2 separate regions of the Homo sapiens genome follow, and region 2 is linked to region 1. The links are chromatin contacts, found by Hi-C or POLR2A ChIA-PET in ENCODE. All regions are on one chromosome and are shown on one strand. The core of a region is the stretch at or near the end of the contact, and the rest is flanking DNA. Distances in the headings are between cores, read along the strand shown.

The links. A loop is a pair of places that touch in the nucleus more often than their neighbours do. ChIA-PET counts read pairs that join two places held with the same protein, here RNA polymerase II (POLR2A). Pooled maps may share reads with other maps.
Region 2: a loop to region 1 is called in a map of PC-9, with 6 times the contacts of the local background. The contact joins two enhancer-like sites. A Hi-C loop is called at or near these places in 6 of 168 maps with a recorded cell type or tissue (IMR-90, MCF 10A, PC-9 and 3 more) and 2 of 50 pooled maps. POLR2A ChIA-PET finds 5 or more read pairs at or near these places in 5 of 52 experiments (AG04449, AG04450, BJ and 2 more).

What each region holds. Positions count from the first base shown.
Region 1 is chr2:37,710,250-37,716,941 of GRCh38, forward strand. No RefSeq gene overlaps it. Among named protein-coding and RNA genes, the nearest start is that of CDC42EP3, 42 kb to the left of the region's middle. Within about 2 kb of position 1,747, at least 3 of the 41 ENCODE cell types and tissues checked have a DNase peak (open chromatin) inside an H3K27ac peak, as active enhancers do; they include PC-9, where a contact is called at or near this core.
Region 2 is chr2:37,766,295-37,773,950 of GRCh38, forward strand. The region is part of intron 2 of LOC107985869 (a long non-coding RNA gene); the gene reads left to right. Among named protein-coding and RNA genes, the nearest start is that of CDC42EP3, 98 kb to the left of the region's middle. Within about 2 kb of position 2,342, at least 10 of the 41 ENCODE cell types and tissues checked have a DNase peak (open chromatin) inside an H3K27ac peak, as active enhancers do; they include PC-9, where a contact is called at or near this core.

The sequences.
Region 1 (6,692 bases), core at 497-2,996:
AGAAATAGATTTCAAAAACCAGGGAAAATTTTAGATTGGCGAATGGTTCTGCTTGGAAATACATCTTCTACTGAGGTTGGAGGCTGATGAGGAAAAGTAAAAACAATGAGGGAGGTAAAGCAAGAAAAGAAACAATACACTACAGATAAGCAATGAACAATTTTGTTTCCTGGGGGAAATGCAGAATTTTCTGTTTTCTAGAGATGTGGCCAACTGGGAATAACACCTTCCTTGTCTTCCAAGCCACAGATGTGGGCTTTTCCAGTCCTAACTTGGAGAAAAAAAATTAGGTTGAAGATATATACACAAAATTCATACTCTGGGTTTCCCACCAAAACATGGAACAGAAATGGAAGACAACAAGGTAAAGAGCATTGGCTCTGGAGTCATCCAAACCCGCGTTGACTACCCGTTATAAACAGTGTTTTGTCCTTCAAAATTCCTCGGGCTTCCGTTTCCTCATTTGTAAAATGAAATGACTTTGCAGGGCTACGGTGAGAAAATACATATGTGTGGGAAGATAGCCTATCAATGTAAGTGTATAAATATCTCTAAAAAATCTCTCTATATACAGATAGCAGTATTTATCTCCATATCTGTATTTATATCACATAGTCAGCACTCAATGGCTAGATGCATTGGTTATTATTGTTGTCTCGAGGTAAGATAGGCTTAGAGTTTTAGTGGTAGGCTGAGTAATGATCCCCCAAAGATGTTCGCATCCTAAAGCTTGGAACCTATGAATCTTGCCATATGTGACAAAAGAGGGTCTGCAGATGTGATCAAGTTGAAGATCTTGAGATGGGGAGATTACACTGAATAATCTGAGTAGATTCGATGCAAACCCAAGGGTCCTCATAAGTAGGATGCAGGAGTCAGAGTCAGACAGGAGGAGGCGTGATGACAGAAGAGAGGGACAGAGAGAAAGAGATTTGCGGATGGTGACTCTGAAGATGGAGGAGGGGGCCATGAACCTGTTGGAGCTTCCCCCACAACAACTTCTCTCTGGGGGTTCATCTGTTGAGAGTCACAATCGCAATCTTATAGGAGCTGGAGCTTTGCAGGGAGACCCTGAAGACACCCAGAGGGAGGCTCCCCAGTGCTGTCTTTGGAGACTTGCAGGCAGGTGCCTTGTCCTCTCTATCACCAGCAAGTAAACTGCAACTGGCCCTGCACCTCCTTTTGAGATGACTTGGGATTTGATGGGAGCTCAGGGAGCCAAGGAAGGCAAAGAGAAGCAGGAGCCCCGCCACACACATTGCAAGTGGTGGATTGCTGGCTGTGGTTTTCCTGGAAGGCTCTTAAATGGCTTTCAGGACATTCTTTGTTGGGGCCCTACATTCTTTAGCAGGGCTATCATGACTTAAGGGGTGTGGCCAGCAAGCCACATCCTCAGGGTGTTTTGTGGGCTGCTCTGCAGTGTGGCATAGGGACCCTGGCTTGAGAGACCTGCTGCTCTTTAAATCTATTACTCAGGAAGTGTTTGGCCTTTTTCTGCTTATTCTGGTGAAAACATATCTCCAGTTTCCCACTGTGAAAAAGACTTTGTCCTAAAGTTTTGGGGAACTGTTATTTAGAGTCCTTACACCTGCTAAGATATCTCCCCAAGTCCCAAAGGCCAAAAATAAAAGGCAACTTTCTACCCCAAGCCACCATAGTGGCTGCACTATGGTCAGACAAGTGGTCATCATCCTGGTCTGTAACATCTTGCTCACTCCTCTGTGCTCCCATATACAGTCATAGTGTATAGCTGCATTAAAGCACTTGTTTCAACATTTTGAAATTGTGCTTTCCCCATCACTTAGAATCCATGCATTCTTCAGTGCTGGGATCACATCTTATAGAGCTTGGTATTCCCAGATATTAGTATGGTGCTTGTCACGTAAGTTATTAATAAATGTTTCTTAGATGAGCAAACTTTACCTCTGTGGTAATTTGTGTAGCTGCTATCCACTCGATGTAGTTGCTTTTCAAAAAACTGAGGTATAATTTACATACAATCTACCAGAAAGTGTTAAGTATTCAGTTCAATTATTTTGACAGTTGAATATATCATGACAATTGACTACACCAAAACAAGAGGCAACCACTGTTTATGTCTTTTTTTAACCAGAGATTAATTTTGCCTAGTTTTGGACTTTATAGAATTGGTTTATATATTATACACATTTTGTGCAGCTTCTTTCACTTAGCATAACTGGAAGTCTCAAGTTTTATTCATACTGTTACATCATCAGTAATTTTTTTCTTTTTCCTTTTTTTTTTTTTTTTGAGATGGAGTTTCGCTCTTGTTGCCCAGGCTGGAGTGCAGTGGTGCAATCTCGGCTCACCACAACCTCTGCCTCCTGGGTTCAAGTGATTCTCCTGCCTCAGCCTCCCAAGTAGCTGGGATTACAGGCATGCACCACCACGCCCAGCTAATTTTGTATTTTTAGTAGAGATGGGGTTTCACCATGTTGGTCAGGCTGGTCTTGAACTCCCGACCTCAGGTGATCGGCCCGCCTTCGCCTCCCAAAATGCTGGGATTACAGGCGTGAGCCACTGTGCCTGGCCAGTAATTTTTTCTTTTTCTTTTTGACTAATATATATCTATTGACTAATACATATCTATTTCTTTTTGACTAATATTCAATTTATGAATATGCCAGAGTATGTTCATCCACCCTCATATTGATGAACATTTGGGTTGTTTCCAGTTTGGGCTGTTATGGAAAAGCTTCTTTGAGTATTCTTGTACAGTTCTTCTTGTGGACATATGTTTTCATTTCTTTTGAGAGATATTGAGGGTGGAATTGCTGGTTGTAGGATACATGAAGAAGTTAACTTTATAAAAATCTGACAAACTATTTTCCTAAGTGGCCGTACCATTTGCATTCCTACCAACAGTGTTTGAGAGTTCCATTTCTCCACATCCACATCAACTTTTGGTATTGTCTTATCTTTACATCTGAGCCATTTTAATAGGTGCAAAATGGCATCTCATGGTGGTTTTAATTTCCATATCAGTGATGATTAATGATGTGGAAAACACTTTCATGTGCCTATTCCTTGTTCTTATACTGTAGTACCCACTAATCCCTGGGGGATTCATTCTAAGAACCCCAGTGGCCGCCTGGAACCAAGTATATTACTGAACTCTGTATGTACTATTTTTTAAAAATCTGATAACTAAGGCAGCTACTGACTAAGGGGTGGGTAGCACAGACTGTGGATATGCTGGACAAAGGGATGATTCAGCTCCCTGGTGGAACAGAGCAGGATGGCTCAAGATTTCATCACGCTACTCAGAATAGTGGACGATTTTAAACCACAAATTGTTTATTTCTGACATTTTCCATTTAGTATTTTCTGACTGTGGTTTACTGTAGGTAACTGAAACTGGAAAGTGAAACCAAGGATAAAGGGAGGGACTACTCTATGTATCTTTTTTTGTGAAATGACAGCTTCAATCTTTTGCCCATTAAAAAAATTAAATTGTCATATTATTGATTTGAAAGAGTTCTTTATATACAATGCATACATGCCCTTTGTCAGATATATGTACTGATTTGCATATTCATTTTCTTAATGGTATCTTTTGGTACACAGAAATTTTTGTTTTAATGAAAACCAGCTATCATTTTTCATAGTTCGTGCTTTTTGTGTTCTGTCTAAAAAAATTTGCCTACTCCAAGGTTGTAAAGTTACTCTTTTATGCTTTCTACTAGAAACTTTATTATTCTAGGTTATATTTTGTTCTATGTTTATCTCAAACTATTTTATTGTATGGCGTGTGACAGGAGTCAAGTTTTTTGTTTGTTTTTTATATGGCCATCCAGTTGTTCCAGCACCACTTGTTAACAAGTCTTCTTTTCTTCATGAAATCACCTTGTCACATTCAGTTAAAAATCAGTTGATTCTAATCTTGATGTGAACCTAAAACTACTCTAATAAAGCGTTTTAAAAAATTAATTAAGTCTATACATATGAGTCTATTTCTGGATTCTGTTCTCTTGATGTATTTGTCTATCTTCACGTCAATACTGCAATGCATTGATTAGTCTAACATATTCGGTTTTAGAACTGGGTATTATAAATCTTCCAACTTTAATTTTTTCAAGATTGCTTTGGCATTTTCATATCAGTTATAGGTTCAGCTTGTAAATTTCTCTAAAAAGTCCTACTGAAATTTTGATGACTGTATTAAATTCACAAATAAATCTGAGGAAAATAAATATCTTAACAACATTGAGTCTTCTACCTCATAAACATTGAATGTCTCTCCCTTTTGTCTGGGTTTCTTTAATTTCTCACATCAGTGTTTTACAGTTTTTTACTGTAGAGAAATTGTACACCTCTCTTAGCATTTTCCTATTTGATATTTTTTGATACTATTGCATATAGTATTTTTTACATGTTGTTTTCCAATTGTTTACTGCTGGTATATAGAAATAGAATTGATTTTTATATATTGACCTAGGTAAACTCATTACTTAGTTCTTATAGTTATTTTGTATCCATAGTTTTCTATATAAACAATTGTGTCATCTGCAAAGAATGACAGTTTTACTTTCCTCTTTATACGAATTACTTCTTTCTTTCCTTTATCTATATGCCTTCTATTTCTTTTTCTCCTCTTATTGCATTGGCTACAACTGCCAGTTAAATGTTAAGTAGAAATGATGAAAGTGAAAGTCCTTGCCTTGTTCTTTATGTTAAAAGGAAAAATCAGTAAGTATTATATTAGCTGTAGGTTTTAAGAGATCCTTTTCAGCAGTTTGAAGAAGTCCTTGTCTATTTCTAATTTGCTCAAGAGTTATTATCATGAATGGAGGTTGACTTTGGTCAAACGCTTTTTTATGCATCTACTGAGATCATTGTATGGTTTCCCTTTATTCTTTCATTGACTAATTTTCAGATGTGAAACCAATCTTACATTTCTTTAAAAACCTTCACTTGGTCATGATGTGTATTTTGGAAATATATTATTGGATTAGTTTTGCTAATATTTTGTTAAGGTTTTTTCAGCTGTACTCATAAGGAATATTGGTTTGTAATTTTCTTTTCTTATAATGTCATTGTCAGTATTTGGCATTGGCAGTATGCTGGCTTCATGGGAATTATTCTCTCCATCTCTAGTTTTGAGAGAACTTGTGTTGACTTGGTATTATTTCATCCTTAAATGATAATAGATTTCATTGGTAAAGTCACCTAGATCTCAAGTTTTCTTCATAAAAAAATTTTGATAATAAATTCAATTACTTGAATTGACATAAGAATATTTATTTATGTTTTTATATTTCTGTTATATATTTCAGTAAGTTGTGTTTTTAAAATTATTTTTCTATTTCATCTTAATTGTTTAATTTATTGACTTAAAGTTGTTCATAATATTTCCTTGCTATCTTTTTCATAACTATAGGGTCTGTAGAAATGCCCTTTTTTTTCATTTCTAACACTGGTAATGGGATTTTCTATTTCACTTATCAGTCTTGCCCTGGGTTTCATTAATCTTTTTTTTTAAACACACTTTTAACATTGTTGATGTTCTCTTTTTGTCAATTTTCTGTTTTATTAATTGACATTCTTACCATCATTTTTCTTTCTTATACTTTGGGTTTTAGTTGTTATTTTTCTAGCTTCTTCATGTGAAGGCTTAGATAATTGATTCTATACCTCCCTTTTTTAAAAAATTGAATGCTATACATTTCCCTCTAAGTACTTCTTTAGCTACATCTCACAAATCTTGGTAAGTTGGGTGTTCATTATCATTCAGTTCAAATGATTTCAAATTTCTTTTGTAATTTCTCCTTTGACCATATGTTATTTAGATATATAATGTTTAATTTTCAAATATTTGGGTTTTTTCAGATATCTGATGGTTATTGATTTCCATATTGTCATTATGGTCATAAATGTACTCTGTATGGTTTCAATCTTTTTAATTTTAATGAGTCTTATTTTCTGGCTCGGCATTTTTGATCTATCTTGGTTAATAGTTCATGCAAAGTTAAAAAGAATGTATATTTTGCTGTTTTGGGAGTGGTGTTTTGTAAATGTTGATTAGGTCAAATTGGTTGACAGTGTGGATCAAATATTTTTAAATTATACTCTTTTCCCTGCTTTTTAAATCAGTTACTCAGAAAGTGATGTTAATATGTTTAACCGTGACTGTAGATTTGTCTTTCTCTCATATTAATTCTACTTGGTTTTGCTTCATATATTTTCAAGCTATTTTTTTCTCTCATCTTTTTCCATTCATTTATCCTGCTTTTTCTGCTCTCTTTCAGGTGAATCATGTATATTTCAATATCCCATTTAATCTCCTGTATCAACCTTTAAGCTCTATCTTTTTGTAATACCTCTGTGAGGTTTTTTGGAGTTATTTTAGATATTATGCTATGCATATTTAAATCATCTTAATCTACCTTCAATAATATACTACTTCATAATCAATGGAAGACACTTCCAATTGAATAATTTCGTTTAGAGTCCTTCCACCCTTTGTGCTATTTTTAAAAATATTTTACTTCTACATGTGCTATAAATTCCACAATACATTATTTTTGCTTCATTCAACAATCTTTTAAAGAATTACATATGTATGTATCTATACAGTCTATATATACCTATATATATTTATTGATATAAATACATATCACTTAAAAAGAAAAGGTTATTTTACATTTACCCAGGTATTTACCCTGCCTATT
Region 2 (7,656 bases), core at 1,092-3,591, 57 kb after region 1:
AATAGATGATGAAGTATCTAGCAAAAAAGATATGAAAAGCTTCTGTCCAAACACTGTTTATCAAACAAATATACTCTGATTGTAAACTGCCTAAAACTTGAGTTTCAGTTTGTTTAGCTCACCAGCATGTGAGTGTGTATATTCACTATTTGAGTTTTATTTCAGTTCTTCTCATTGAGGTCATTCCTTGTTTGAATTAGCTCATGCCCTCTGTTCAGAGGATCTCTTCAAAGTAGATTACAAGATTCAGAGATATTTTTTAAGTCCATTGATAAGTTCTCCAATTCTAAATATTCCACTGTTTAACCATCGGCCCATTAGCCCAGGCACAAAACAGGGAAGAAAGATACACCCGCATTAAAAACCAACAGGTTTTTTATTTCCTCAATGCTCCTGTGTCTTACCCTATTTAGAAATCATATGGCATATGCAAATAGATGTGGATAGGTTTGACAATTAAGTTATTATTTTATTTTTCTTTTAGACCTAGAGTTTAACCAAAACCATCGCTTCCATGCAACATCGCCCCAAATTCAACAGAGTGGGACTTGGCAGACAAGTTTTAATTATAGACCTTGCATCTATCTTGTGTCCATCAATATCATGGTTAACTTGGAAGTTAAAGAGGCATTTTGCAACATCACAGGTCTCTTCTCAACTCATTTAAAATTAATCCCAGTTAAAATAAAAAACACAAATCAAACAGGGCATTTTTCATATTCATTTTGTAGGTGCACTGTCAGAATTATAAATCAGCTTTGCCTAAGGAGTAAAATGAAACACACCCAAATGTAGTATTTTTAGGAAAAAATGTCTGGAAATGAGTGCATATGTTACTATGAATTTTTGTTAAAGATAAGCAAAACTCTAATATGCTAAAATTTATTGACTGGACAAAAATCTCCTCCACAGATGCAATTATTCACATACTCATTGGTCAAATATTTAGTGCATGCCTTGAGGATACACCACAAATCAACCCCTTCTCTGCTCCTCTTCCCCAGTCTCCAAAATCTACCTCCTACCTCCAACCCCACACTCACATGGAATTGCAAATAGCTTGATTGGATAAGCATGGACATCAGAGAAAACTCTCTGATACATTTTTGACACTTGCTAATAAAAGTATGTTGGGTGTTTTTCTTTCTACCTAAGGATGTTCCACCCATCATGGAGGGAAAATGGGGCTAAGAGAAGCCTGCCTCAGCTGGTGGGGTCATATCCACTCACAGATGTTAAGGAGTCTCCATGACAATGAGGACTTGAGGTGGGGAAGAAGAGACCCAGATATCTGCTTTGCCTTCTGTTCAAAAGCCAAGTGTCTGATTTTTCAAGTCTAGGGCTTTAAAACAAAAATCTCATTTGCAACATGCAGTCAGCAGCGGGGTGCCAAGCTCAGGACCTACCCCAAGGGGCTAGCAGCACTGTAGCCTCTGAGACCACCGTGCCACCTGGCTGTGCATTCAGATGTCATCCCTCCCCTCAGCAGGGCCAGGCTGACCACCAGACCGGCTGTAGAACCAGTTATTTGTACACCATGTTTGAAATGGACCTCAGAAATGGTACATTTGGTGAAAGTCAGGGTGTTCATAGAATTTATTATCCAAACTGGACATTTTTGAAAGAGAGAACTATTAATAATCATGCCAGGTCAACAGGCATGAGTGGAGCATGCCCCACAAAGACTTGGACACATGGCCATACCTGTATTTTTCTGTTTAGCAATTTGCAATTACTGCACACTTGAAGCATGTGTAGCTTCCCTGAGGCTCCACCTCTAGGGTTATACTGCCTGGAAATGTATTTTGGGGAAAAACAAACTTGTTGAAGAAAATGTCCTCACAAATGTGTAGCAATAACTCTAGGGGAAGTCACATTCCCACTTGTCTTGCCCATTGTGGTTAGAGGAGATTCTAGAATTAGAAAAGAAACCAAAAAATGAAAGATCTGCTCTAAGGGCTTAATTTTGCCCTTCAGGAAACAAACATACAGAGTGGCCCGTGGGTTCTTTAAAAATGTTCCCCATCAATCTTCCACCTCCTGTTCCTTCAACTGCCTCTATCTTATTTCACTTTTTGAAAAAAGTTGTTTTATCTCTGGCCTAGAAACTTTGGTACAGTTTGTCAATATCAGGAAGTCCATTAAGTAAGATTGCATATTATCCTTGCCAGAGCACGGCTGGCTGTCCAGCAGACATCATTTTATGTTTTTGTCTTTCTTTATTTGAAATACCTTTGATGTATCATCTCAGACAAAAAATGTAGTTGTTCAACAGCTCAGGGAAGAAAGCCTGAGCTTGCCACAGGAGGAGACAGGGCTAAGGCTGGGGAGTTGGGGGGAGTGTAAATAAAGTAGAGGACTGGGCAGAGCTACAAGAAATATTTAGCATTCCTGGCTTCCCACAAAGGGTAGGTCAAGGAGAGGGAATGAGCAGTTGGGATGGAGCGTACACCACAACTATTCTTTTTCGGTCCTAATCCAGTCCACTGTGACACATAAATGTCCCCAGTGGGCAGACCCCGAGTTTATTGTGTTGTGTGGCAAATGCTGAGTAATTACACACGATGCCTGTCTATATGCAGGATGGGGTCAAACTCTGTGGCAAAGACACAGCTGCTGGTTTCATGGCTGTGTGACAAATCCACTTTTGCTAACAATCGTCAAAGCCATATTCATAACACTATGTGTTTAAGGGATTGAGCACTAAAAGTCCGCTTCCACAGGCCCCTGTCAAAACAAAGTCCACTTCTTTACAGTGTGCCCACAGGCTGTCTGTGTCAAAAACCTGGTGTCACTTTTTGGAGTGGGATCTTGGAAGAGGAGCCATGCTCACTGTTGTTTGCCTGGATAGTGAATTGAAGATGGGGCTCTCTTTTCTTGAAACTCTCGGCGGGGTGGGGGGGGAAAGAAACGCGCCTTAGCATCCAAAATAAAGACAACCACACATACACCAAAACAGAAACAGCCATTTTGTTTTTAAAAGATCTGGTCATTGACAGGCTTTCTTTCTGCCCCGCCACTATGGTCTTCTCGGGTTAATTCATCTCCTGCTGCTGCAGGATCTATAAAATACTGTATTGAGATGACTTCAGTAGGTTTCCAACAGTGGGATTTTCCAGCTACTGGAAATACCCAAGGCCAGTGTAAACTCATTTGTTTTTCTTAATTTGAGCCTTAATTGCAGAGCCTACTTTTTGCTGGATGCTAATCCTCTCAAGCACTTCTGAGGCAAACACTCTAGGAGAGGATGTGGACAGAAGTACCCACGGAAAAGGGGACACTGTGACAAAGGGGTCAGCAGGTGAACAAATGTCACATATACCTCCTCTGTGTCATGCGGATGAGCAGGTTCCAGGTGATGAAAGTGAGAAGGTGCCTCCCATTGCAGGGCCCTAGCAACATAATGCTGTTCAGAATGCTCTTAATACAGAAGTGCCTATATTAGTCAGTGTTCTCCAGAGAAAAGGAACTACTGGGAGAGAGAGAGATTAGAAGGAATTGGCTCACACAATTATGGAGGCTGGCAAAGCCCAAGATTTGTAGGGTGAGTTGACAAGCTGGAGACCCAGGAGAGCCAATGGTGTAGTTACAGTATGAAGGCGGGCAGGCTTGAGGTACAGGTACACTTCAAGTCCAAAGGCAGCAAACAACTAATTTTTCCTTCTAGTTCAAAGGTCATCAGGCAGAATAGTTTCTATCATGTTTAGAGGAGGGTCAGCCTTTTTGCTCTATTTGGACCTTCATCTGATTGGATGGGGTCCACCTACATATGGTGGGCAATCTGCTTTCCTCAGTCTACTGATTCAAATGTTAAATATCATCCAAAAATATCCTCACATAAACATCCAGTATAATGTTTGACAAAATATTTGGGCACCATGTGACCCAGGCAAGTAGACACATAAAAAATAATCATGGCAGCACCTGGCCATGAAATGATAAAACCGAGCTTCAAATCTAGCTCTGTCTGACTCCAAAACCCATATCCTTTCTACCACTGTAGTGACCGATTTTGTTCTCAGGAAACTTAATTGTTCTTAAGGAGGTAAGATTTATAAACATTAAAAACTCTGCTTAAGAAAGGTATGTGAGGCCAGGTGCGGTGGCTCACATCTGTAATCCCAGCACTTTGGGAGGCCGAGATGGGCAGATCACCTGAGGTCAGGAGTTTGAAACCCTCCTGGCCAACATGGAGAAACCCCATCTCTACTAAAAATACAAAAACAAGCCGGGCGTCGTGGCAGAGGCCTGTAATCCCAGCTACTCGGGAGGCTAAGGCAGGAGAATCACTTGAACCCGGGAGGTGGAGGTTGCAGTGAGCCAAGATCATGCCATTGCACTCCAGCCTGGGTGACAAGAGCGAGACTTCATCTCAAAAAAAAAAAAAAAAAAAAAGGTATGTGACATAATGTGTTACATTATGATAAATGATCAATCATATTAATCAGATAATTGACCCATCAGCTGTAAAGTGTGAACCATGTTTACACCCAAGTTTTATTCCCAGTGGTGTAAATGTCCTTTTTTCACTATTTCTTGAGTAGGATACCAAGTGTAACACACACTGGAGTGTCTTTCAACTCCACAAGGAAGCTGGAACTCAGAGGGGTCTGGACCTTCCAGGCAAGTCCCTGGCTCTGCTCAGGAAGTCTAGCCATCTGCTGATGCCATGTGATATGGTTTGGCTGTGTCCCCACCCAAATATCATCTTGAATTGACCTGGTAGCAAGTAATTGAATCATGGGGGCGGGCTTTTCCCATGCTATTCTCGTGAAAGTGAATAAGTCTCATGAGATCTGATGGTTTTATAAGGGGCAGTTCCCTCCACATGCTCTGTTGCCTGCTGTCTTGTAAGATGTGCCTTTGCTCCTCCTTCACCTTCCACCATGATTGTGAGGCCTCCCCAGCCACGTGGAACTGTAAGTCTGTTAAACCTCTTTCCTTTATAAATTACCTAGTCTCAGGTATGTCTTTATTAGCAGCATGAGAAAGGACTCATCATGCTACATGGTGACAGCAGTGATGGAGACAGTGCCCAGGATTGCCTCCCCATGACAGCTAGCAAGGGCTGTGATGCTTTACAATTACTGTCAGCCCAGAATTAACTTCCATTCCGTAGACATTCATGGGTGCCTGCTATAATACATAAAAAGCACAATATGGAAACAGGCTGGGGCCAAAGGGAGACAAAGACCCAGTCTCTGCCTTCCGAGTGCTTGCAATAGAAGGGGATAAGAAACACAGCTGTGTAAGAGAGATGCCAGATGATAGATACATGCAGTATACTCTGGCAGTTCCCAAGGGGAGAGATATCACTGCACCCTATGGGGAGCTGAGCAGAGGAGACATTTGACGTAGGCTTGGGAGTATGTGTAGGAGTCCAGCAGATGGGGTAGGGAAGGAAAAACAGGAGCAAATGCACAAAAGAGGAGAAGCAGAGGATTTTTCTAAACAGCAATGACTCATGCAGTTTGTCTGAATTGTAGAATATACGAGAGGGAGTAGCAGGAATGAGACCTATTTTCTGGGCTTGCACTTCACCCTAAACTCCAGTCATCTGTAAGATTCATCTCTTTTGGCTCATCCTCCTGAGCAGGAGCAGACAACCCCAGGCAACAGGCAGCACTTGCCCAGCAGTCAGGCTGCTGAACTGCTCTCCAGTGTGTGTGCATGTGAGGACCCATGAAACAGGGGCCACAGTGTCCTCCCCACCCAGGAACTCAGCCTGGTTTATGAGAACAAACCTCGTTGGCCTGGGCAGCTGGTCTGATCCACTTCCTGAACTCCTGCTCTCTCTGTCCTACCCCACCACCCAGGCCAGCCTCTCTGTCCTGAAGCTGAGACCTTCTGAACAGAAGGCTGGGTCAGCTCTGCTTGCAGCCAGAGGACACTGAGAAGGCCACCACTTACAGGGGCCCTTCTCCTCTCAGGTCCCCAGTGCTCCTAGGGTGGGCAGCCAGCACTGCTTTCCATCTGATTCCAAGCAATGGCTAAGGCTGGTGGCTACCTATCCATTAAGCTGTAAGATGTTTGCCCTTGGGATGTGGTTTAAGTGTCAGTCTGAGGTTTAAAATAAAACAAAACAAATTCTGTTTCACTGCATCTTTAATTGTCGACTTCTGGGGAAGTATCTTCTAAAGATGTGCTAGGCACAATCACCCGTGGGCCAAACTCCATGAACAGAAGTGGGCATGTTAGAATCCTGCGTCAGCTCTTCCCTCATCTCACTGCCTGGGAAAGTGTCTGGTTATAACCCCAGCCCCAACTTCTCAGCTCTGACGCCTGCTGTTCATCAAAACTGACTGGAGGGTTGCTAGAAATGCAGAGGCTGGGGTCCACCCCAGACCTGATGAATCCTAATCCTCAGGCTGAGAACATAGGCCTATGGGCTTTTATTTTTTATATATCTCCCCAGGTGATTATTATACACAGCCAGGGTAGAAAACCCCTGCCTTAGGCAAATGCCTTATAGATTTTTTTTTGCATTCATATTCTCTATTCATTGCCTCCTAGAATTTCAAGCATTAGGAAAGATCTTGGAGATCAACTAGTCTAGCACTTTCTAAACTCATGGTAGTGAGAACCAGCGTAGGAGCTGGGGATATAGTGGGCAGTCCTTCCCAGGCTTATGTGACTCAGAACGATCTGCACTTAGAGTAGAGATTGGCATCCCACTGCTGGAGGGACACAGGTGGGAAGTACTGGCCTAGCTCACCCCTGTATGATGATACAGACTCTGGACCTTCTGCTTCATTCCCCTCTGCCTGTACTGCTTCTGCCTGACCCTACACCCCCAGCTTGGGGTGGAGATGACACCTGCAAACACATGAGACACTGGTGGGAAAACCATGTTCTAGAAGTGTGTGAAATGATGCAGGCAGTGGCCCAGGTGACTTGGCTTTTTTCTCAGTATTGCTTTGAGACCATGCCATCATAAAGTATCTTAGAATCACTGAAGAAAGGAGGCCTTTTTTTCAAGGATTTTTTTAAGAAATAAGAAATTCTAGATCTTGGGACTTGGAAATCAAGAATCCTCGACTTCCACCCCAGCTTGAACACAGGTTCTTTGTTGCATTCTGAGGGAGCTTAGAATAGGAATCAACCTCCAACCCCAGGGGCTGTCAAGGCTGAGTTCCTAGCAACGCTTAGCCAGGGGTAGATGCTGGTAGCAGGAGGGAGGATGGGCAGCCGGCACGTGGGAGACAAGAGTGGGGAGCAAGAGGAGGCTGGGAGGGGTGTGGACAGAATGAGACTGCCTTGGCCCCTCCCTGCCCAGAGTTCAGGCTGCACGTGGTCCACCTGGCACCTGACACTCCATATGGCATCAATTAAATGGACTCTTCAGCTAATGATCTAAGGACTATACAGTTATCTGCTTTACACTCTCAGGAAATCTAGCCTGGTGCCTTGTTCAGACAGATTGTTCATTATTGCATGAATAATGACGGACTAAAAATGACACAGCAGGGAACTTTATCTTCAGAGGAAAACTGCTCTCACCCACTTTCCTAAGGAAATCTGCCTCGGTTCTAGGAGGAAGAGCTCTCTGGCGAGTTGGGGCTGACCCCCATTTCTCATCAGCTCATCAGAGATACAGAGCTGGTCCAGGAGTCCTCCCCCGGGCTCCCCACCACACACACACTTAATCCATTTATT